Linked DNA regions of Homo sapiens: region 1 is linked to region 2. A link is a loop called in an ENCODE intact Hi-C map of the cell type or tissue named here. Cell type or tissue: heart right ventricle. All regions are shown on one strand. Links, peaks and the distances in the headings refer to the core of each region. The heading gives the core; the rest is flanking DNA.

Evidence for each region. Peaks named below come from ENCODE experiments on the same cell type or tissue, not always from the same donor. Only the 100,000 strongest peaks of a DNase experiment are listed, where the experiment ranks them.
Region 1: a loop joins it to region 2, with 2.4 times the contacts of the local background. A loop is called at or near these places in 33 of 110 quality-filtered maps.

The regions. Positions count from the first base shown.
Region 1 is chr21:34,076,296-34,088,729 of GRCh38, forward strand. All of the region lies in intron 1 of MRPS6 (mitochondrial ribosomal protein S6), which reads left to right. The region is part of intron 1 of SLC5A3 (solute carrier family 5 member 3); the gene reads left to right. Among named protein-coding and RNA genes, the nearest start is that of SLC5A3, 8.9 kb to the left of the region's middle. In heart right ventricle, for the core only: no CTCF peak of the experiment used is centred there; no DNase peak of the experiment used is centred there; H3K27ac peaks cover 772 bases.
Region 2 is chr21:34,121,955-34,134,388 of GRCh38, forward strand. MRPS6 (mitochondrial ribosomal protein S6) reads left to right here. Exons shown (of 3, transcript NM_032476.4): 2 at 3,387-3,526. Among named protein-coding and RNA genes, the nearest start is that of LINC00310, 53 kb to the right of the region's middle. RefSeq lists an enhancer at 7,692-8,236. In heart right ventricle, for the core only: a CTCF peak has its summit at 7,330 (motif pointing right); a DNase peak (open chromatin) is centred at 7,307; H3K4me3 peaks cover 856 bases; H3K27ac peaks cover 5,076 bases.

The sequences.
Region 1 (12,434 bases), core at 2,175-10,174, 46 kb before region 2:
AGCTTGACTCCTTTAAATTGAGCTTGCAAAGTTTTAAAATTTAAAATACAGGCCCTGTGTTGGCTGTCACAGTATCTGGATTGTAGCAAAGTCAGTTGCGGGAATGCCCATTGAAAGATTTCAGAGTGTATTATGTAGAGTCAGTCATATTGAACTATACAGTTGTACAATTAGTCACCCAGAAATTCCAATACTATGTTTTTCTCAGTTTGCAAGTAGAAGTTGATTATGAGTATCTACTTTTGTACTTCCAAGTTTGGGCATTTAGGAATGTAGTTAACTAGTGTTTCTAAGAAGAAATTTATTTTCAAGTACCATATAGCTTGATTTTTAAAAAAGTGTGTATATAAAAAAAGTTATTTCTATTTTCTGTTTTAGCGTGAAAAGTAGGTAAAAGTGTGGTTAAATTCTGAAATATGACGGTAAAGTAATGGATGTTGTGAAACTAGGCCTTTAAAGGTGACAAGCAATTTGAAAAACCAGTTGTTTAGACCAGTCTTAGTTCATATTTATAGAAGAGTCTCTGGAATAAAAAGATTTTAAAAGTCCTGTTACACCCATATCAGATAGCATCAAGAGAGTTTTATTCACTTCTGGAAAACACAGTATTCAAAGGCTGTAATGTGAAAGGACATAGCCGCAAAGGAGAGACCAAGGCTGCAGTCCCAGGTAGCCTCATTTCAGTGTGAGGAAGACCTCTGACAATGGAAAAAGAAATGGATTGCCTGTGAGATGGTGAGGTCTATATCCACCTCCACCCTGCCCCCCCTGCAATGAGAACTTTGAGGTAGATGAGGAGAAGGGGTCATGTGTTTGGTGAGTGAGCTCTCTTGTGAGTGGGAAAATGGTTGAAGCCCTTTGGTTTCACTTGATAATTAGATTTTAAAGGTTGGTATTTCAGTTAGGTAAAAGACTGAAGTGCCAATACATGAATGGTAAAGCCGCATACTGTATAATGTAGAGGAGCTTAGGAAAAAAATGAAACTTTGTAGACACTTTTTATGCCTTGGGTATACAGGAAGAAGAAATCTGAGGAAAGAAATCTGTGCAATACATAAGTATTTTGTGGTTACTTTAGGAACGCTAATTACGTCTCGTGCCCTTTTCCCAGAAGGTGTTCACAGTTGGCATAGATTATGAAAGCCCTGGGATAATACTTTTCCTGAAATCTTCTCATTGGCGTTCAGGAATTTTTACATGAAGAATTAAAGGTTAATGGCTTAATAACTAATTCACTTGCTAAATGATTCCATTGCATGTACAATAAGATAGCATTTATATATATATATCTTCATATGTTTTTCTAATAGGAATAAAGAAGATAGCTATTTTGGAAATCTTAAGTTCTTATTAAAACAAACAGTAATTTTTATGTTTAATACTCAACGCAGATTATATTTTACATTTAGATAACTCATTGAAATAGTACTTTGGTAGGGTAAGGAGTTTTGTGTAATCTGAGTTTGAGTTCTGACTTGGTTTAATTTGAATATAGAAAAGTATAATCAGTTCCTAAAATGTAGAAAACAGTTGGTTTTCTGGTAGAGTGATGAAGAGTTTTTCTCTAAATGCAAGCCTTTTTTGATTAGAACACCTGGCAAAAGTTTTGTATTTGTTCTAGAGTTCTATTCAAGTTAGGATGTTCTGAAAGTAATGCCTATGAAGTGCCTGTATTTTAGATACCCTTTGGAGATGGAGGGTGCTAATAAACTGAAGTATGAGTCAGGTCAACCCTAGGTCCTTGTAGTTTGCTTGGCAAGCATTTGATAACTAGGAAATAGTGAAGTTTCTGCTGTGTGTTGGTGGGAGACATCAGTTCAAACGGAAACATCTAGCTGTCAAGTGGTCTTTTTTTTCTTCCCATGGGCCCTCCCTAAACAGCTTAGCCTTGTATCTTTAATAATCTCTCTTTGTGTTTTATCTGCTTGAAACCAGGCAACTTAAAATAGTTACCTAGTAATGGAAGACTTGACCCTGTGAACAATGTTATACTTTCATTTGGTATTAAATTTTCTTGGGTTACAGCTTATTGCCGCAGCAAGCTATTGAAGAAGGAAGGAGTCCTGTTCCTGCCCCTGAGCTACAGCTAAGGTACAAGGAATGGCTTGGGGGTAAGGAGTCCTTCCTCACCAGATATGGTTTGTATGTATGAAGACTGCTTGTCAGAAGTTGACATTTTGCACTAATTTTTTTTCTTAATTCATGACTCACACATTCAATACTGATGTTTCTAGATTTTAAAAATCTAGGTTATATCTAGTATTATATGCAGACTATTGAATCTTCTAACCTTTTAGATTATAAAATCAGTTTCAAAAAATTAAGAGTTCAAAAGCAATGACGGGAAAATTCTGAAGTAATATTTTTCATCTAGTGCCTTTGCTGTGTTTGTACTACTACATGTTTAACTCATCTAAAAGAAACCTGGAATACCATAATGGGGTTTAACATGAAGGTGGAAGGAAGGGTAGAGAACAAATGATAAAATACTGTGTGATTACTCATGTTATAAAAAGTTGTTGCAATTTGATTATCAGACTTTTCCTATTTAATGTTCTTAGCTTTGTGTTAGAATTTCCAATATACTCATGAGTTTATCTGTTTTTAGTGGAAGGCAATATTTTTAAGACGTGTTATCAACACATGTAGTTACCTCTTAGGGGAATCCTTACTTAAGGAATTAGTCAAATGAATGTCTGGTAAGTTATCAATTTGTCTAAAGGAAGAACTACCCTTGGGTTTGGAAAGTGACAGTTAATTCAGCCTCTTATCCTTTTTGTTGCTTTGAAATTAGAGCAAGAGTTGGCAGCCTGTGGCTTCCGGGCCAGATCTGACCTGTCACCTATATTTTTGTGGCTTGTGAAGTAGGAAAAGATTTTACAGTTGAATAGGTGGGGAAAAAAACAGCAATACTTTATGGCACTTGAATTTCATAAAACTTTCACATTTCAGAGTCCATAAGTAAAGTTACATTGGAACATGACCCTGTTCTTTTGTTTATATTTATTATCTAGTCCTTTACAGAAGAAATGTGCCAGCCCCTGATTTAGAGTATATAGACACAATTTTCTAGGTGCATCATTTTTCTTGGCTTCTTATGCTGCTGTTTTCTGATGTTACTCCCTTGATTTCTCCCTTCTTCTTCTTTCTGTTTTTTTGAGACAGAGTCTTGCTGTGTTGCCTAGGCTGGAGTGCAGTGGCACGATCTCGGCTCACTGCAACCTCTGCCTCCTGGGTTCAAGCGATTCTCATGTCTCAGCCTCCCAAGTAGCTGGGATTACAGGCATGCGCCACCAGACCCAGCTAATTTTTTTTTTTTTTTTTTTTTTTTTTTTTTTAGTAGAGATGGGGTTTCACCATGTTGGCCAGGATGGTCTCAATCTGACCTCGTGATCTGCCCGCTTTGGTCTCCCAAAGTGCTGGGATTACAGGCCCTCTTCTCTTTATGTACAATTCCATTAACCTTCATGTGGATGATTTGCCACCTTTTTTAACAAGCTGACAACTCTGGCATTTTCTGTTCTCTTCTGTGCTGGTTATGGCCTCCTGGGTATCCCCTTGGCACTGCAAACTCAGTGTGGTTAAGAACTTAATGTGTTGCCTATCCCCAAAGTTGCCTCTGTTATTGCTTATTTCTGTTTATCGCTTCTCTGTCTTCTGTCATCTGGGGCTGAACAAATGCAGTTCTTTCTTTTCCTGCAGTCTCAATGCCATATAGTCTTCTCTGCCCTAGTTGAACTGCTCATGTTGTTTGTTTCTTCCTTGGACTCTTGCAGTTTCTTAGCTGGTCTCCTGACATACTACTGAGGGGAGGATAGCTAATACCTGTAAATACGCTTGTAGTGCAAATATATGTCCTTGAGATACTTTAAAACACCTAAATAGGTGCACTTATAACAAGGAAATAGTAGAAAGCATTAAGTGATGGCTTTCTGATTCCCATACTAATTGATTGTATCAACACTTGCCAAATTACTGCATACTTCTCATTTTCAAATACATGCAGGATGAAGTCACATCCAAGGCTGTCTCAGTATGACTCCCAACTTATTTTTTTAACCTCATCTTTCAGTTTTTTTCCACATTTTATATGCCCAGTAAACAAAGTTGTGCAGATTCTTATAAATACCATTACCTTTTATTTTCTTTGGTGCCGGCATCATGCTGTTTTTCTGTTTGGAACACCCTCCCTTTCCACAATACCCCACCACCTCCATGAAAAACCAGTCTCATGTTCTTCCAAGTTCATCTTAACTCATTTGGTACATTAAACAAATATCAAGGGCCTGCAACATTAGGAGTATAATAGACTAATCTTTCCTTTGGTTGCATGAATCTCATCACGTCTCCCATCACATGGATCACTTTCTACTTTGTATTACAGTTAATTGGTGAATATGTTTTACCTCCTTTGCTAGATTACAAATTCTTGAGAGCTGAGTCTTTCATGTTTGTTCTGCTATGCTTTGCATATATGGTAGATACTTACTAAGCTGCCTTGAGGGGTTACTACTCTCATCTCTATAAAACAGTTATTTGCTATGATACAGCGTGTTGACCTCGTGCTAGTAGTTTGCTTACAAGTCAGTGCACTTCGCTCACGCTGGGTGAGTTGTATGTTACCAGAAGTTGTGTTGATTTCCAAGACTGTTTTATGACAGGTAATCTTGTTTCCGTAAAATAATTTAAATATCATGTGAGCTGATGAAATGAGTGCAAACCTTTGTTTCCTGAAAACCAAGTTGGATTCTTTGGGAAGACTTGATAAAAGGTGAGTCATTAAAATAATGACTGTAGAATTAGATATGGCTGAAATAACTCAAAGTTTGGGAAGAAAAATAACTAGGAGGATTGTGTATGTGGAGTGTTTTACAAGGATCTTTTAAACTTTCCACTTTAATGAAGCTGAAACTGGAAATTGTAGATAATGCCATCTGTAGATGTCGCTTAGATCAAGCAGAAGGAACTCAAATCATCAGGGAACTCCAGGTCATCGATTCCATTCTCCAAGTGCTTGTCATGACCCCTATATTGAGGTTGGCAAATAAATGTATGTTTATGTGTTGAATAAAATACTTAATAAAATACTTAAGGTACGTATATATAGTTTTATGACTGGATATGGCTTTGGGTATGAAGGCTTCTGCTTTATAGAAAAATGCTGATTTTTTTGTTTTCTATTATAAATGAGTAGAAAAACCTTGTAAGATCTGAAATGAAGATACTGGATGTGTTACCATAGAATAAACAAAGACTGGCATTGGGAGACTAGAAGGAGCTTTAGAGGCAGATGGGACTGGGTTTTGGATTGTAGCACCTACTTCCTAAGGACTTTAACCTTCTGGATCCTCAGTTCCTTCTTTGTAAAATGGAAGTAATTCATTTGGGAGGGTATTTGAAGATAAAGTGGTTATGTGACCTTGGAGGTAGTTAAGTGTAGTTCTGTCATTAAAGTAGCTTTGTGGTCTTAGGCAAGTCGCTGTGAACTTCATTGCCTAGTTTTTCATTATTCCCAGTTTATTAATGAAGAAACTCTAAAAGATAAAACTTATTATATCTAAGTTTATTTCATCAGAATCCCAAACTAGATCAAAGCTGAAATACAGTTCTTGTTAAGTAAATGTTTGAATTAGTGGTGTTGGTGCTTACTACTCTGCTCCCATCTATTATTGCCATGAGGGGTGTGGGCCTGGTTTTGCCAGCTTTTTTTTTCTCTCTTCCTCCTACCAGCCAGAAATCCAGATTTTATAGGAAATCTGGTTTTTTTTTTTTTGATGTTGCCAACTAATTGAATACTTAGGTACCATGGATCAAATGTAATGTATCTGTGGGTTAGGTTGGCTCTCATTTTGTAATCTAGATATTCAGATAATTAGCTGTAGGTTGTCTGTAAATCTCTTAGCATTTATGTTGACAAAGCCCACCTTGTTAATTGGTCACTGGTTTGCAGTAGGACTGATTTCAGCAATGGCAGGCATATTCAATTCTTGAAAGTATCTATAGTTTCGGATTGTTGGGTTGTATATGTGCATTTAGGCTAAAATATACATGTAGGCTTCAGAGCTGCACCGTGTAAACTGTGAGGGAGTGACATTCACAGTCCACTTTTTCTTTCAATGTCTGAGTGATATCTTGTTTTAGGCATGTATTAGTACTATTTGGTTTGTACCCGTTGTATTAACCTCTTAGGTGTTTGAAATACTACTGGCATGCAAAGATTGCTTTGCCTAGAAAATATTTTTTTTTGCTCAGAGTGTATCTGTGGAATTAAAAATAGTTTACCCATGATCCCTGGAAAATAGTATTACCATGAAAAAAATTCAGGTGCTCTCTTGGTAAAGATTATAGAGGAGGGAGGTGATGACATTTTTATTTTTGACCAGGCTTTGTGTTTCCATAAAATAGAAGCCAAGTTATTACCTTGACTAACCTTCTTTTTTTGTCTTTTTTTTCACTCCCACTCCAGATAGATAACATCAAATTGCAAATAAAACGAACTCAGATCCCAGGTTGTTCTTACGTACGTTTTGGCCCAAGGTGTAATTGACTTGTTTTGCTTCCCCTTGCAATCATTTTTACTATGATTACAGTCCCAGGTAAGGTAATTTCTGTCCACTTTGGGCATACCTCAGTAGAGGTTGGTGTAGATGAAAGCTTAAAAATGAAATTGCAAGTGAAAGCACAGACTTAGCAAAACTTTCTTTATTGGAGCCCTCAATCCTCATAAACTGGCATTTTTCTGCTTCTGCCCCAGAATCGAGAATTCCTGGTTTTGTCTTTGTTTTGACTTGAGTTTTTAAAAGTTTCTCTGTAACACCTACCCTGGAGTGGTTAAGTGCTTTAATTTTGTCAGGTGAAGAAACCAAGTGCAGTTATGGTAGCCGGGTTGCTGTGGATATAATCCAGTTTGAGAAAATTCTCATTGTGGTGATCAGAAGTGCAGTGTTGTGGTTGCATTTCAGCTGCTGGGAAGATGCTCTTGCAAATCCATGTGTCGTCTTTGCTTCCGTTAGAAAGGTGCAGAATCAGTGTAAGTTCCAGATATCTGCTCCCTTTTCATTTTGTGCTCAGATGCCCCGTGTATGAATTCCGAATATAAAACATCTGTTCAGTCTGGTTTTGATTCAGATTTAAGGTGAATTTCTGTTGCTCAGTTGAAAAGCTAAATTTGAGTGTAGGCTCTGTCAGGCATGTTGTAGGAAAGGTGTATGGTACTGAAGTGTGTGGTTTTGTTTTTTAACTGCTTGACACTGTTAAGTAAGCAAATGACCCAGTCATGGGTTGTTTTGATTGCCATTCTTCTGTTGGTGTACTGCTTGCCTTCTGTTTTGTTAATAGTCATATGAGAAAACAGTTGTATGAAGTATAGTATCTTGAAGCTTTAAGACACCAAGTTTCCATTAGGCAGCCTAAGTCTCGCAGACTTTGGTAGCACTGTTGGTCTCATGGGAATGCCATTCTCATGTGTGGACTAAGTAAGGGCCAGGAGATTTTGCAAATTTTGTGTGTGTAAGAAGATTGAAGAAAACATTTTTCCTAATGTCACTGTCTTGAGTATTTTATCTGATTAGGATGGACTCATTGGAAACTATTGATAATTTCAAGATTTCTTGTCATCTGGCATACAAAGAAAACAGTCGTGACCCTATTTCCCTGGATTTTTCTATCCCTCTACTTGTCCTGTGTTTGCAATGCAAGAGGAAAATCCAGCTGCCTTTATAATCTAGAATACCATGTTTCTGTTTTTATTTCTTAGGTTTAATTCAGGGCGTAATTTCTACCAGTCCCTCCAAATACTGTTAAAGTTACTCTTTTTGTGGTCTTACTTCTTACTTCTTGAGTGTTATATTCTCCAAACCTTGGAGAAAATTAGAAGGTTTTAAAGTTTTCCAACTGAAAAGTATCTTTCAGAGGAAATACCCTAATTTCTGAATCTTCTATTTATAACTTGGCCTGGAGAATTATAATCTGGTCTACCAGGAAGGTGCTTGTGCTTAGGTTTTCTGCCTTAGTCACATGGAAAGATGAGCAGAAGCGATTTCCTTCTAGAAACAGTTTTTTTCTAGAAACATAAAATTGGAACCAAGTAGACTGAGAACAGAAAAAAAACACAAAGTTGACCTGGTAGGATGTTTTACCTCTATAAACCTCATAGTTGCTAGCCTTTGAGGGAGGCTAGATGAGTTGATAATAATGCCTAACCTTAGCAATGGATTGAAGTAGGGGTGCAGGGGTTATGTAGGTGTGTATATGTATTTAGGATATATATACACACCTACATATTATACACACACACATATGTACAATTCTCTTGAATCCTCAGCCATCTAAGGTTAGGTAGAGCTATTTCCATTTTACAAATGGAAAAACTGAAGAATTAAAACACAGACTTGGTCATACGTAATGGTAAATACAGTAGTTTAATGAAATTTTGTATTGTACCTATCACTCAGCTTCAACTGTTAATTTCCAGTCTGCTCACCTCTGTTTTCTTTATCTTAAAATTTTTTTCATTAATTTCCCTTGGCTAACATGACTAAAAAAATTTCAGACTTAAAGAGCAGTTCATTTAACACTTGTATGATTTTTGCCTAGATCACTAATTGTTAGAATATGCCTTATTTTATCTTTTTTTAATCTGCGTTATTTTGAGAGTTGCAGACATCTTGACATACCTTTCTTAGGAATAAGGGCCTTCCTCCTAACCACAACATAGTCATCACATTCAAAACGGACATTGATACGATACTACCACCAAATATTCAATTCATATAGAAATTTACGCTGTTCTTCCAGTAATAGTTTTTAGTGTTTTAATTCAGTATTCAATCAAGGATCATATATTTACTTGTTTAGTCTCCTTGAACAGTTCCAAAGCCTTTGTCATTAATAACAGTGGCACTTTGAGGAGTTTTGGAGTCCAGGCCTACTGTTTTGCAGAAACCCTCACTTTGGAGTTGACTGTAGTTGCGTTTTCATGATTAGAGTTAGATTAGCCATTGTTGACAGGAATGAGTATTTCATAGGGATGTCAATGCATCACACCGGGAGGCATACCACTTTGTTAAGCAGTCATTTGGTTAGGTGGCATTCACCAGAATGGGCCATTGTAAATGTACCCTATTTCCCTTTTGTATTAAGTGATCTATGGAATAACAAACTTGAGACTGAATATTTTGTTTTCCAACAATCTGCATTGGTTTTAGCATCTGTTGGTGACTGAATCAGTTATTGCAGGAGTACTTTAAAGCAAACTTAGATATATCATTTCACCTGTAAGTAATTAGTGTATAAGAAATAAGGACTTTTTTTTTTTTTTTTTTGAGACTGAGTCTCGCTCTTTCGCCCAAGCTGGAGTGCCAGTGGCGTGATCTCGGCTCACTGCAAGCTCTGCCTCCCGGGTTTCACGCCATTCTCCTGCCTCAGCCCCAGCTGGGACTGGGACTACAGGCGCCCGCCACCGCACCCAGCTAATTTTTTGTAGTTTTAGTAGAGACGGGGTTTCACCGTGTTAGCTAGGGTGGTCTTGATGTCCTGACCTCGTGATTCACCCGCCTCGGCCTCCCAAAGTGCTGGGATTACAGGTGTGAGCCACTGCGCCCGGCCAGAAATAAGGACTTTTAAACAACCGTAGTGCCTTTACACCTAACTACAATTCCTTAACACCTCATGTTCATGTTCAAATTCCCTGAATTGTCAAAAGTGTCTGTCTACAGTTCTGGTTGACTCTGAATCTAAACAAGGTCCACAAATTATGTTTGCTTAATGACCTTAAGTCTCTTACTCTGTAATAGCTTCTTACCCCACTCTTTACCTTTCCGGATTTGGCTGGTCACTTATGCTGTTTATATATATTCTTCTATTCCAGGTAATTTCTGTAGACCCATAGGTTCTAGAAATTTGATTAGATTCAGGTTTTGTTTTGTTTTGTTTTGTAAGAGCACTTAAGTGGTCTTGGGAGGGATAGATCACATCAAGAGGGACACATGTCTGCATTTTAGAGAAAAGATTAATTCTTGGTGTGGGTACAGATGTTAGCAGCTGCATGCGTCCATTTTGAAGTCCCCCAGCAGCCTTTCTCCTGAAAATTGTAGCATCCCTGTACTCATAGCCTGGGTGCATTACTTCAGGGCTTACCGGTGGTGATTTTTCTCATTACATTAGTCCTTTTGCATCAGTTAGCTGGATTTTATCTGACTTGTGTTTATTTCTAGTTTGTGTTTGTGTGTGTGTGTGTGTGTGTGTGTGTGTGTATCTTCCTGAAAGGTGTTGTAAAAGGATGCGTTCTTCATCTTTATTTCAGAAAGGATGTTCATGAACTCCCTTAGTGATCCTCTCAAATGTCCTCAGTTTTCTCATTTGTAAATTGGGGATCATTATCATGTCTGCCTCTTGGGGTTTTTGTTAGGATTAGATGAGCTCAAACATGTAGTGTAAAAATAGTGGTTGGCACATGGTGTTTGGTAAATGCTAGTTACTAAGGTAACTTCTTTAGTTTTGTGGGAACTCTGAACTCAAGTTGTAATGGAGAGGTGGAAGAGGATTCTTCATGAGTTGACATCAGGGTGCTTGGGTTTCTGTTGGGTGAGCTGAAGGGAATTGTTGCTTGCCGGCACTGACCTGCTCTTTCAGCTGTGTGGGAACAGTTGCCAGACAGACACGCACAGGGAAGGTCTGCACATATCACTGCACACTAAGAGGTGGATGTCGACAGTTGCAGCAGTAAAACTTGAAACACGTTCCGCAGTGGAGTTAGCACAGTGAAGGGAAGTGGGCCAGACTGGTGGTAGGTGGTAGGTTGAGGGAGATGGTGGCTCCAGATACAGGTTTTTACTATGTCATGGGCCACTGAGATTTTTATCTGAATGAACATATTTGTCTAGTCCAGTTTGCCTTGTCATTACACATACCCTCAACTGGAGCTATTTGAGATTGCAGATCACTGGTGGAGGAGGGAGGAGGCTCTTTTTCCCTTTAGCCTCTTTAATCTGCATCTCTTGTTGCTTAAAAAACCACTGTTGATGGTAATATAGGATATTGGAAGTTTAGCAGTCTTGATGGCGAAGAACTTAGTTGTTAATATTTGATTTTTTTATTTAACAAACATTTGAGCACCTGTAATATGTAAGATGGTGTTCTGGACACTAGGACACATCAGGGAACAACACAGAAAATTCTACCCTCATGGAGTTTACATACATGGTAGTGAGGAGACAGAAGAAACGTTTAAGTTTTATAGCGTGTTAGGTGTTGAGTACTATGGATAAATACAAAGTTGGAAGGGAGGCATTGAGATGGTCAGGGAAGTTACTTTTGTGCAAAGACGTAAAAGGAGAGGAGACAGGTCTTGTGGAAACCTGGGGTTACAAAGTGTTGCCTGCATAGGAAATAGCCAGTCCCAGAGGCTAGTTTGGTCCATTGTGATGAAAGGGTTGACTGCTTGCTGTGCTAGTGCCCTGTAGTGGGCCAAGGGCAGAAGCATGGAGACAAGAGGCTGGGACAGTGATCTGGATGAGATGGAATGGTGATTTGAACTAAGGTGCTAGTAGTTGTCTTTGATTCTGGATATATTTTAAGTATCGCCAACAGGCTTTGCTGATGGATTGATTGCATGTGGGTTGAGGGAGAAAGTGAGCAGTCAAGGATGACTAAAATTTTTGGACTGAGCAATAGTGAGGATGAAGTTGCTGTTCTGAGATGGGGAGGATTGAGAGTAGAACACATTTTTTGGGCAAGAGCAAATTATTCATACCCCGGAACAACAGGCAACTACAACACTTCATCCATTAAGAGCAGTTGTCCATAAATTTTACTGTGAGAACCCTTGCATTTGTAGATTGTACAGCTAATTCCTTTAACTTAATGTTTTAAAGTTGTGGGAGTTGATAAAGATTGGCTTAGATAGAATCTATAGCTGTGATGACTGGGTCAAGTATAGAATACACTTAAGACTTACTATTTTTCCCCTTCTGGTGGAATGACTAATTAACACTGATAAAAAGAATGAAGGCAGAAAGCGTTGAACTTGGATGGTGAGAACATAGATACGTCTGGTCTTACAGCTGACCCATCAGGGCTTTGCTGTATGTGAAGCCTATGCCTGGGACTTCTTTTTACTTTTAATCTCTGCATTTTATCCATACACATCCATTCACATGATCACACAAAGATTTCAACTGGTTTTTATCTTACGTGCTGTTTGCAGTCTTACTTTGTTAACAGTTGTTACATATCCATCTTGTGTATTTTCAAGCACAACTTTTTAAACACGCATGATCTTTTATCAATATCGTTAATGTTTCTTCCTGTCAGTAATGTCCTTTTCACTGAAGGTAGTATTGCATAGTGATTAAGGGCAAAAGCTGTTTAGACATATAGATGTGAGGCAACATCCTGGCTGTAACACAGACAGCTGTGGCCTGGGGTGAGTTATA
Region 2 (12,434 bases), core at 2,693-10,692:
TTCGTTAGATGGTACCCGATGTGTCTACCTGATGACACATCCAGTGAGGAATACACCCTCTATACGTCAGTCAGTGGCCCAGGCTCATGGTTTTATTTGTGGTGCATTTTAGGGTACATGGATTAAGGACCTGCCAGCTTCCCTCAGCCCATCACAATATAGAACCAGGGGTTGGCCAGATAGTAAATAGTTTAGGCTCTGGGGCCATGTGGTCTCTTGTAATTACAGATCTACCTTTAGCACAGAAGTAGCCATAGACACTATGCAGATGTGTGAGTTGGCTGTGTTCCAGTTCAACTTTATTTGCAAATACAGGTAGCAAGCCAGATTTGGCCCAAGAGCCCTGGTTTGCCAACCCTGCTTTATGGTGAGGTAAGGTCTATGGGGCGTTATTTTTGCTCCTCCTTCCACCTTTCGTTTTATACTTCTGGGTGTTTTGAAATTAAAGTGAGATGAATGTGGCCATTCCAGTAGTCTACAGTTTGACCTTGACATACTGAAGTCAAACAATTTTTTTTTTTATATTTTCCTAAGTTACATTCTTGTTAGGTAGCCTTTCCCCTTTTTGAGACAGATGTAAGAAGAAAATGTTTTTTACTTTATAAGCTCTTACTTCAGAAGAGGGTAATGAGTTTTATACTGTAAACACTTCAGTTGGAACTTAAAAGATATTGAGATATATTCCTTTTTAATCAGGCAAAACTGGAATTGAAATTTATTTGGGTAGCTAATCAGAAAACTAATCAATCAAATGTTTTTTTCCTTTTTTTTTTTGAGTGCAAAGCTGAGACCCGACTCTTTATTTGGATGGGCTGTTCCTTTACCTTATCATACGTTAATTGATGTAATGCCAGGTCAAGAAACAGCATTTTCAGTTAAATGAAATACTGTGCTGCTGTTAATAATGAGTCCTCTGCAGATGTATGGCGATGTCTTTGTGAACTATAATGAAATGTGAGAAGAATGTAGTCTTCATATGATTAGAACTGTCTAGGAATGTGTTTGATACAATCATAAGGATAAATTGCCTTAGACTTTTTACCTACTGTTAATGGGAAGAGATTTTGGCCTGAATTTTTATTGTCTTCAGGAAATTTCTGTTTTATCTTAAGGTTGGTTAAATATATAAACAACGATTCAGTAGGAATTTTTAAAATCCCTAATGGACTTCAATATGAAAAGAAAGTAAAGAATGTTTTTTTCTAAGCCTTAAGCCAATACTTAGCACATTTCATACCATTTTAGCAGCACTTGTCAGAAAGAAAATTTTAAAAATATAGTGGATTTTGTTTGGTTGCCAGAATGCACACTTAAACTTGTTCTGCAATTTTCTCTTCATTTGATCCCCAAATGAACCTCTGGAAGGTAGCCTATTCTTAAGTTTCCTCCTGCACTTTAAAATCACCCTGCTTGCACCTCTTCACGTAGGTCTTTGAGGAGATGTGCACCTTGTCTTTGCCAAGGTGTGCCTCTGGCTTCCTCCCCGATGGTTTCCACAGCTTTCCTTCTCCTTGCAGCAGGCGTTTCCACTTAATAGCTGCCCTGTCAGCATCTCTCTAGAGATCCCATCCCAAATCTGTAAACCTTCTTGGCTTTTTTTTTTTATGAAGATAAAATATGTAACAATAAGACACTAGACCATATAGTAGTTATCCAGTAAATCATAGCTGTCATCGTTGTTGCTATTTTAGAAATCCTACATTTTATCGTCTTGCATGGTCCGCTCCTTTTTGACTACCAACTTGCCCATGTGTTTTCTCCTAAAACACGTTGCTCAAGTTGCTTGTCCCTGGAGCCCTGGCATTTTCTCCTCCTCACCATTGTTCTCATACCTCTACCATGGGAACCTTGGCAGCCTGCTTTCTGGCCCCATCTTGCCAAATGCCCATGTAGCTACCACACCGCGGCTTTTTCTTGATCTCTGTCCTCTACCCCATTGTCATTCTGGACAAGGCAGTCTCCCGATTTTCCTTGTCCTATTTGATGATACGTTTTATATTTGCTTCTCTGACTTTGAGTCCTCTTGTTAGCCCCTAAATGTTTGTACTCCCCAAGGTTCTGCTGGTGATCTCCTTTCCTCTCCCCCTCCACCCTTTCTATTGATCTCACCTCCTTCTCAGGCTTCAGAGAGCCGTCTGTGCAGGTGACTATGAAATGTGTATTTCTCATCCACCTGCTTTGAGCTTAAGATTTACATCTGGAGAGGTCAACCTAGGGGAGCCATGGCATCTGAGACTCAGCGTGTCTTAAACCAGATTCATCTCTTACTGTCCTCACCAGCTTCTCCAGCTCTCCTTTTAGCTGTAGTGACAGTTGCACTCTCTCAGCCACCAGATTGTGGTGCCCTTCTTCGCCACATCTTGCCTTCATTCTCCACATTGCATTCGTTGCAGTTTTCAGGCTTATCCTTATAAAGTATCTTTTCTTCCAAAAATTGCTTGTGTATACATATGCATAGAGAGATATCTGGAAAGAAATTCACCAGAAAGTTTAATTCACCATCCAGTCTATCTCTGGGTAATGGGATTCTATATTGTTCAAGCTTTTTTTTTTTTTTTTTTAAATAACAGGCCTTGATTACTCATGGACTTGTGCCCAGTGTATACCCGTCTATCTCCTCAGCACTCCCTTGCCCTGAACCCCATCACTGGGGCTCAGTTGCTGGTTCATTCATTCTTTGTACCTCCGGTCATCATTTTCCGGGTGCCTTTCAAGTAAACTTTCCTTAGTGAAACCCTTCTTCCAGCTGAATGTTTCTTCCTTTCGTGAGCCCTCTGGTCTCTATGCTATTTCCTGTATTCTGCCCTCTGCTCTCCATACATGTGTATTTTGTGTTCTGTCCTTTATTAGATTGTAAGCTCCATGAGGGCAGAGTTTGGGTCTGATTACCCATCCTTTCCCCCTTTTGGTTACAGTCTCCCAGTTTTTCTTTGGGAGACAACACCTTTTCCCCCTGGCTACAGTTTTGGTGGGATGGGCAGTTCAGGTGTCCTGCCAACGAGATACTCTTCTCCTGGAATTTGAATTTTGAGTCATGGGATACAAGGACTGACAGTGATTGGCACTGATTCAGCCTGGCCGAGGTGCTCTGAAGAAGCCACTCATTAGTTCCTGCCTCCCAGATCCCTGGAGCTGCCCTGGTCCCTGAACTCTCCGAAGCCTGGTTCTTCAGATATTCCTCGTATCTGTGAGCTATCTCATATCCTTACAATAAATTCTCTCTCTCTTTTATTTTAAGTTAACCAAAACCAGCTTCTGTTGCTTTTACCCAGCGATTCCTACCAGTAGAGCTGTTATGATTGGAACTGAGCAGACTTAATCATTCTAGCTCTTATATTAATTCTGATGCTTTTTTTTCTTTTCTTTAAAAACACAAACAAAAACAGCCAGAGACTGCTGCTACTTTGAAACGTACGATAGAGGCCCTGATGGACAGAGGAGCAATAGTGAGGGACTTGGAAAACCTGGGTGAACGAGCGCTTCCTTATAGGATCTCTGCCCACAGTCAGCAGCACAACAGAGGCGGGTAAGTTTCTTCATGAAGTCTTGAAAGACGTTTTTGATAGGCTCAGTAAAGAGTACTGTTCAATTACTATTAGAAGTTCTTAAAATTTCACATTGAGACCCCTGTTGCGCCTAGGTGTCCTTTGGGTACACACTCTGGCAGTCTTGTGTTGCAGATGGGATGTGATATGCTGGCCCTTCGTGGACTATGATCTGAGTTCAAAACTAGGCCATCCTAGGAGCAAAGGGCTTACCAAGTCTAGCTTGTGGAACCTTTTCCTGTCAACCTTAGCACTGTTTTCCCTGACATTTCTTTAACTTTTGCCTTTAAAATACCTTAGTGAACAGTGCTGTCCACAAACATAGTGTATCAGTTTTAAACATATGCGTTGCAAATAACAGAACATGCTGCTTTTGACTGATGTATGTAACCTAAGCCTAATCAACAAAAGAAAAATGGTAATACCTACTCCAAGTAATGATCACAGTTTGGAATTTTGTCTCCTACTGTGTACAGCAGCTTCCTCAAATACATGTCACAGATTTGATTCTGTAGTAATAACTATCTTTGTAGAAGTTCTTGGAGAACAATTTGTAGAATAGATTTGAATCTTCTCATGTTGTAGGATTTCCTAGGAGTGGGTGTTAGAGAAGATGGGAATCAGGTTTTAGCGCGGTAGGAAAAGTCCAAGAGTAGAAGAGTCAGCTCTCTCTGGCACTCAGCAACTCTGTGGCCTCCCCTTCTGTTTCTGGCTTCTTTGGGCACAGAACTCAGGTTATGGGTCTCCCATCTGCATTGCCACAAGGACCCAGCAAGACAGTCTCTGCAGATGTGCTCTGCGACGAGAATGCTGCTTGTAGTTATGTGAGTCGAGCTGTCTTGTGCAGGTACAGTACGTGTGATAGGGCCTGAGTGGAGTCGCGTCTCACATCGAGGCTTTCTTACTGCATTTAAACCTTCTGCCGTGCTGCAAATTTCATCTTTTGATTGCTTCACCTTGTTTTGTGCTAGTGTTCAGCTTCTTGAGAACACCTCTGAAGAGAATGCCTGAGGCGTTGCTAGGCAACAGGAAATGCACAGTGGCTAGGCTTCTTCCACAGTCATAATAACAATGAGGGATGGAGAGCATGTGTGTCTGTCTGTCTGTTTCTTTTAAACTTAATCACAAATGGGTGTGGTTTTAACAGCGCAGTTATGGATCCTTTTGCCTTTTTTGTTGAAAGAGGAGCATATAAAAACTGTCCGAGAGTCATTAGCGCAGTTCTTGGATGGAAGGCAGTGAAGAAGTCAGTTTCTCCACTCATGTAGTACTTCCAGGGGTTTCTGCCCTTTTTTCAAGTAGAGGATTTGACTTTGTTGAGAGTTGGCATGACCAGCATCCTAGGATCTGCACTAACACGTAGCCTGAGTAATGCTGACGTCACTTGTCTGAGGACCAGGCTCAAGAACTGCTGTGTTCACTCAGTTCATTTTCAGACCTCTGTGTGCAGTGGTGGGGGTTGGGGGTGGGTAGCCGTTTCTCTTTATGGGTGGAATAAATTCAGGTCCTGGAGGAGCCCACTGGGACCAAGCCAGAACTGCTGAGAACACTAGCCCTACTTCTGGGTTCCCCCCTGGCAAAGGTGCATGTGCCTCGCTGAGGAATATGTTGCAGTCACTTAGTTCATTGACTTTTAAAGATTTTATTGCTGGTTCTTTTACTTTCAGACTCCTCAACAAACAGAAGCAGTGTTCTGTATTACATATGTGTATTATATATAGACACAGAAAGGTAGTGCCCAGCTGCAGTGGGGGAGGTTCATGCTTTAAGCCTATTTTCTGGGATAAATCAGTGTCTGGTATTTATTTGTTAAAGGTAATGTTTTTTAAAGTGTGGTCTCTGAAACGCTAATTCCGTAGAGATGCTCCATCAAAAAAGGAGAAGTAGGGTGTGTGTGATCAATTAGATGTGGGAAGCCTTACATGATCGAATTCCTTCTAGAGGTTCACAGTGCACATTGGCACATAAATGATGAGAAGCCCTTCAGTAAGATCCGTTCATTAATTCACTGTATTTGATTATGCTACATTTTATTTCTATAATACTCGTGAACATTCTCCACAGTGACTTTTGGGAAATGAGGATGTGAGAGGCAAGTGTAGTTTGAAGTTACCCGAATAAAGATTTGGAATTGGGCGATAACGTTTATGTGTCTGCAGTGTGGAGCTTAAGGTTAGTCTGATATTCTCTTGGCTTCAGGCAGTGGCCCCATAATCACTAACCCTAACCATGGCAGTACCAGGTATTTTGTTCATTTGGCAAATTCTTTATGTGCATTAATCCATAGCCACAGAAAGTGTTAGAAACATGTAATAAGTGGATTATGTACTGGGAGACTTGCTTTTCTGAAGTGGTTGAGAAGAAACAGTGGTTTTATTGGTTACACGTTTAGCATTCAAAGTTTTGGCTCTTTTTGAACAGCCCTAGAGGCTATGACACGTATCCGAAATTACGGCAAGGCGCTGATTTGAAACCTGACAGTGGTGTGCGAGAGCCAGCTTTTGGCTGGCTAATGGAGTGAGCCTAGATGTTTCTGAGAGTCCACATTCTATCATGGTACTGTTGGTATCGTGTGTTTGTTGCTTTTACGTTTTGTGGGGAGAAATGGTATGTCCTAGTGGTGTCCACAGGTCTCAGGTTGATTCTCACAATTGTCGTGGTTCCTGGTCTCAAGGAGTTTTCAGTCTAATCAGAGAGTTGGCTGCATAATGCTAACCTAGGCACCGGCTGAGGGAGTGTGTGTGAAAGTGCCCAGCACAGCAGGAGTAAAGCTAAGCCTGGGGCTGACGGGTAGGTATCTCTGTTCCAATGACTTCACTGTGTATTGGGCAATTGCCTCTACTGTTCTCCCATGCCCAGCCCCCTCCGCCCCCCAAATCAACCGCCTTATCACGTACATGCCCAGTAGGCTGGAAGAAAAGAGTAGGTAAGGGAGAGCCTGTTGCTTTAGGGTTATCTGGGAAATCTGCCCAGAGGAGGAGGAGAGTATACTTTGGAAATGATACCTGATGTTTATTATTATATCAAGACTGTTTCCAGTTTATGCCAAAAATAAAAATATAGTCATTATATTTCAAATATTAGTTTGGTCAGACTCCACTTTAGAAACAGGTTGTGTTCCAGAAATTTGCCTGTAAGTCTGTTGTTTATAACTGAGAACTTATTTTCCCAGTGGAACAACTTGATGGTTAAGTTCCCAGACTAGTCCACAGAGATTTTCTTAATTCATAATCTCTGAAGGTCAGTAGAACTGGGGGAGTCATGCGTGTTCAGCTGAGGACCATTTTAAACCTGTTTTTGAAAATGCAATTCAGTGTTCCCCTTGGCAGCAGAATGGGGCCTGGATTGGGCCACCCTTATCAGGGATTGGGACAATATCTCAGCCCTCTAACTTGTTAACACTAAATAAATCATTGGTGCATGACCTGGAGCTGGGTGGCTCAGAGGCCTGGGAGTCACTCCCAGCTCTGGATTTGCTGGGGTCTCTTTCAGGTCCCCGAGATTACCTCCCCTTTGTGTCTGCACGTGCTCACCCTGACACCCTCATCTGCTCTGCGGGACAGACAAGGTGTTGGTGTGGAAAATTCTTACTGTATTCCTGGGCGTTTGGAAGGGGAAGATGTCATTTATGTTAGAGGGAGCAATGACAGGAGAGGCTCATTTAGACCCGTGCTATAAAGGGGCAGGCATCTTACTGAATGATAGTAACAGTCACCCTTTGCCAGAACCACGTCACTCACTCCAGGGCTGCACGGAGCTTATGGTTCTCGGTTCTCTTTCCACTAGATGGGGCTGAGCTGAGACTGAGAGGAAACTATACAAAAAGTGCGGTCGTATTTCAGCGTTGGGCTTGTGCTGCTTTGTAAAAGGATGCCTCTGCTCTGTTTCTACCGGGTCTGATTTTATGGCAGTGAGATTGGGCTGGCTTCCAAATGCCTGTGTATAAGAACTCTTAAGTAGAAGGTGTTTTTCTTGCCTGTTTTGCCCGTTCTTTGCCTGTTCTCATCTGCTTTAAAATTTGGATAGGTGCTTATAGCAGAGATCTGCTGGCCTACATATAAGATGCCCTTCTATTTACGGGTAAGCAGAATGATAAAAATAACCAGCTCCATGGTGAATCAGTGGAATTTTACTGACTCGCTTCCCAAATGTGTCTGCAGCTTACTCCATGAGCACTGGCACCCTCTCTAGAGGAGATTGATTCTCCTCTGTAGTTTTCCCGTTAGCTAACATTTCCATGTTCTCGTGCCTTTCTGCCAGTGTTCTGACCCCGTTCTCGTGTGTAGGTACTCCACACCAGGTTTTCAGACAGGGCTGCTGTGGCCTTGGAGGTTTCTTTTTAGTGGCAGTGCCCCAAGATTTGTAAGGATTCTGCAGCAGGTTTAGTGTTAGTGGTTTTGAAAATGTATGAGACCCAACAGATATAAAAAGAAATGGGGCTTTTCCATGCAGAGGGTACCTCAGTTTGAAGGTGAATAATTCACTGCCTCGGTGAAGCCTGAATGCAACAAGGTTTAACTGAGACGGTCTAGGAACTGGCATTTAGACAGATCTGTTTCCTATCTTCAAAAAGGCTCAAGGATGCTTCAGGGCTGCAAAGCCCTCCCATCCCCCTCCCCCATCCCCCCACCCACTGTGAGCCACTGAGTGCTTCAGTGGAAATTTCCACTTGTCTGCTAGGGAGAAGGGGAGGGTGAGAGAGAGACAAAGAATGTAACTCAAATTCAAGCAAGCTCTTTTTATGGAAAACTTGTAAATACAGGGTTAAGACAAAAGTGAATAAAGAAAATACAACCTTTACATTTAAGGGCACTGTCAGAAAATACAGTTTTCCCCCTGGACAACTAGGGGAGTCGGGGAAGGGCTGGCAGCACCGGGCAGTCTGCATGGTGACTGAATGGTGGAGGGGCTAGGCCTCTCCAGGGGAGGGGCAGAAGGGACATGAGAGCTGCTGGCTCTCTTACAACCATGCTGCTGTGAATGGAGTGTTTTTGGTGGCATTGTTTTCCAGTATTGGGGCACAGTCTGTCTTGGGGAAGCCATTTCTCTGAGTGTTTTCAGATCTCTAGAGGGTTTGGGCCATGTAGTAGAGAGTTTTGTAGCATGTGAGTGTCTTAAGAAATATAAAGGAGGGCACATTATCACCTGGAAGATCACGTGGGCAAGTTCTACCTAGGAAGAAGTTCACTATTGCTCCAGCTTTCAAACACTGTTATCTGCAGTGAGAAATGCATTAGTGTCCTGAACCTTTCTTGGTTACTTCTTGCCTGGCATCAGTCATCTCCTCACTTCCACTTCTGCAGAGTTAGTGTGGGTCAAAGTTACGTGCTTTTCTATAGAAAAGAGAGATGCTTTTGTGAAGCTGATAGCAACTTCATAGAAGTGGTGATTCTATAATTAGCACCACACATGTAAAAACAAACCTTTAAAATGTAAACACTGCTCGGCTTTGTGTTCAAGGCAATGTTGGTGCTTGCATGGACCCTGGCTACCTGGTAGGCGGAACCATGTCACTTGTGCCATGTAGCACATGGTCGAAGGTGCTGGGAATGTGTAACGTAATTAGATTTTAGACTGTTTTCCCAAAATGAGCTGTGTACTTATTGATTCAATCACCAAGAGTAGAAGTGGAAAATGGAAAACTAGCTATTTGGAGAGCTTTTGTTAAGTAAGAATGTCAGCTTTGGGGCATGTCTAGTCAGTTGCAATGTAGTCAAATCCAGACGTTTGTGCCTTGAGTGAGGAGTTGATCGTGAGTCCACGTGCGTTAGGACTTCTGGTCTTGTGTTTTGATTCTGCCTAGTTTGGCTGGGGAAGAAGCAGACACTGATAGCTCATTGTGGTTGTGGAGTCCTCTTGATTCTCTCTTTTCCCAGGGTCAGGAGGAAGTTGGGGCAGAGGGCTCTAACTCCCCTGGAGACACTGAGCCCCTTTTCTGGTCACCTTCCCTTGAACAGCAGCTCCTCTGATTGTTAGAATGGTTTCTCCATGGCAACCTTCATGAGGATGCAGGGAGCGGGCATCAAGGGAGTTAGTTCCAAGGCCATTTTTTCAGCCTAACTCCCATTTTTGTAGGTCTCTTGTGGACCTGTGCTGTCATGAGAAAGGGATCCTCGCAGGCATCAAAAGCCACCCAGCCCCACCACCCCACACAGGTTGTTTCTAGGCCTGACTTTCTTCATGTGTAAAAATAGAAATGCGGGACTGTACTTGGTGTTGTCATAGCTGTAAAAAGTCTCATTCTCAGTCCTTAGGTCATCTGTAGTTAGCAAAGCCCAGCAGTGAGTCAGGGGTCCTTGCCTGTCATGGACAGTCTCCCACAGGACTGCGGTGGAAGCCTGGGTTTCTGCTCATGCAGCAGCTCGTACAGCCTCTCTGCCCAGCTGGGCTGCATATTCCAGGAGGATGAGACCATGTGTGCCTCATCCATTTAACCTCCTGAGGTTTGTCTGTAGTAGATGCTCATTAACAAGTTAAGTTTGCCCAGATGAATAGGTAAGAAGAAAAGGATATGTACTGGAAGCAACCAGGAATTGGTGAAGGTCATTCCTGTGTGGGAAAACCATAATGGACCATTTATCTGTGTACTTGGGTCACTGAAGCAGGCAGAGATTGACTTTATCCTGGACTTCTGGTCAGTTCTCTTGTGGCCTGGGAGAGACATCTTGGTTCCCTGGGAGAAGAGGTCGGGAGGGGGTTGGTAAGAGGTTCAACTTCGGAGAGTGGCGAATACAGTAAGGTCTGCCTGTCTCGGAGTCACTTCTCACCTTCGCTGTTTTGGTAGCGTTTTCTTTCTGTGGAAACTTCCACGGTGTAATAGGGAGCCATGGGAGTGGAAGCAGTCTTTGCCCACATCAGCCCCGGGCGCATAGCAGCAGGACGACAAGCATGAGATGCCAGTCACCAGCTGTGCATGCCGGCTTGTGCTCGTTTAGTTGGTTGCTGAAGGAGCGTTGTCATGCCTGGTGGCAGGAAGTCAGAGCAGTTAGGAGGGTGAAGGCAAGAGAGGGGTTTTGGTAGCAACAGGGAGCCTCCCGAAGCTAGGAAAGCCCAGTGTTAGGATTTCCAGGTCTTTAACTAGGTTTTCTCTTTATCCTTGAGAATCCTCCAACATGTGGGTACTAGGTAGCAAGAGATACAGTATACAGAGTGGGGAGCTGTGGGGTCTGGAGTCCGGAGCTTGACTCTCACTTTGTGACCTGGGGCCTATCAGTTCCCCTCTGGGCTTCAGTTTGCTCATGTGAAAGGTTTAGGCTGCGTTGTCTTTATGGTCCTTTCCAGCACTTCCAGTCTATGATTCTGTAACCCATTTGGTCCCAAAGCTATCTGTGGTTTCTTGTGTCCTGGAGTCAAAAGACCTGCTCTGTTTGAATCCTGGCAGTGACCACTTCATAGCTGAGTGACCTTGGGCTAATGACTTAACCTTTTTGAGTCTCTCTTCTTAACTACATTAAATTGTACGACTCAAAGGAGGCAACGTGTAGGAAACCACTTTGAAGACTCCTAGAGGAGTATTGTTGCTGGGGAGAGGGCTGCTGGACCCCAACCAACACTCGGCACCACTTTCTCTTCTTCCCTTTCCTCAATTGCCACACGGAGTGGAGCTGCCACTTCTCTTTCATCCTCTTCCTCAAAAGTTGTCTGAAAGCTGTGAAAGTACTTTGAAAATTAGAGTCTTATGAAAGACACTTCTTTTTTAAGTTCAGAAATATGAGGTTTCTGATATATCTGGCTTCCTGTTTCCATCCTTGGGTATTCTTTTTACCCTTATCACATCATAGAATCCAAAAGCTTTGGGTGTATTTCTTAGGATTATTGAGTGAGTGCTGAGTATATGGAGAACACTTTCAGGAGGGCTGGATGAGAATTGATTAGTGGGCAGTTGAGTTGGTTGTTGGCATCTGTAAACACACTTTCTCTTAGAACATGTTGAGACTCCTAGGCTAGCTCACAAGCTTCTAACCCTGTGAAGCAGTTGAATGGAAAATGGAAGAAAGCAGTGCTTGCTATGAACAATATCATAAGTAAGACCAAGACAGCCCCAGAGGTGCTATTTGAATAAGTTGAATACTTGACTGTAAGGAAGGGCAGGCTTGGACTTCCTGTGGACTCTCTGGAGGGAGGGGCATGGAGCACTCGGCAGTGGTGGTGTCTGGGTTACTTGATGGCCAGAGCATGTCATGCTCTTGCTAGAGCCTCCCTCCTGATGCATGGCATTTCAGCAGCACATTACTCTAAGCACAGGGCTTCAAATGGAATGAAGCAAGAGAGGAAGGCTTCTAGGGAAACTGGACAAGGCCAAGGAAGAGGCGGGAGCTCAGAGAAAAACTACCTGCTATAGACTTCAGTGTGTTGGGAATGTTGGCAGACAGGGTGAGGTCATAACTTGTCCGTGGTAGATTGGAAGGACATTTTGATGAATAGTGAGTGAAAGAGCAAATGGATAAATGGGAAGGAAAAAAGCATTGGGCCCCTGTTGGGTGAGAGTTCCCTGTACTGCCCACCAGGTGGCCAAATGGAATTATTGTGGGGCAAGGGGAGTGACTGGGTAAAAGGCTGAGGGTTGCAAGGAGGTGGTGATTTGAGGTTGATCACACTATTTTAAGCTCTGTTCCAGAGCCTAACTCAAAGTAAGTAATCAATAATTAAATCTTGAATAAATGAGTAATTCATAAGTTGGGTCATTGCAACCCTATTACCTGCTATATGGAGTAGAAATAAGCAAGTGGAATTAAACCTTGGAAAATGTGGCCAGGATTATGTGTAGTTTTCAGAGTGAGCCCAAGTGGCAGTCTTGTCAGTGAGCAAATGTGCAAGTCACTGCTTCAAGAAGTTTGTGGAATAGTGGATTCGTTTGTACCGTTTTTATTTCGTTGCTTAAGGAACCCT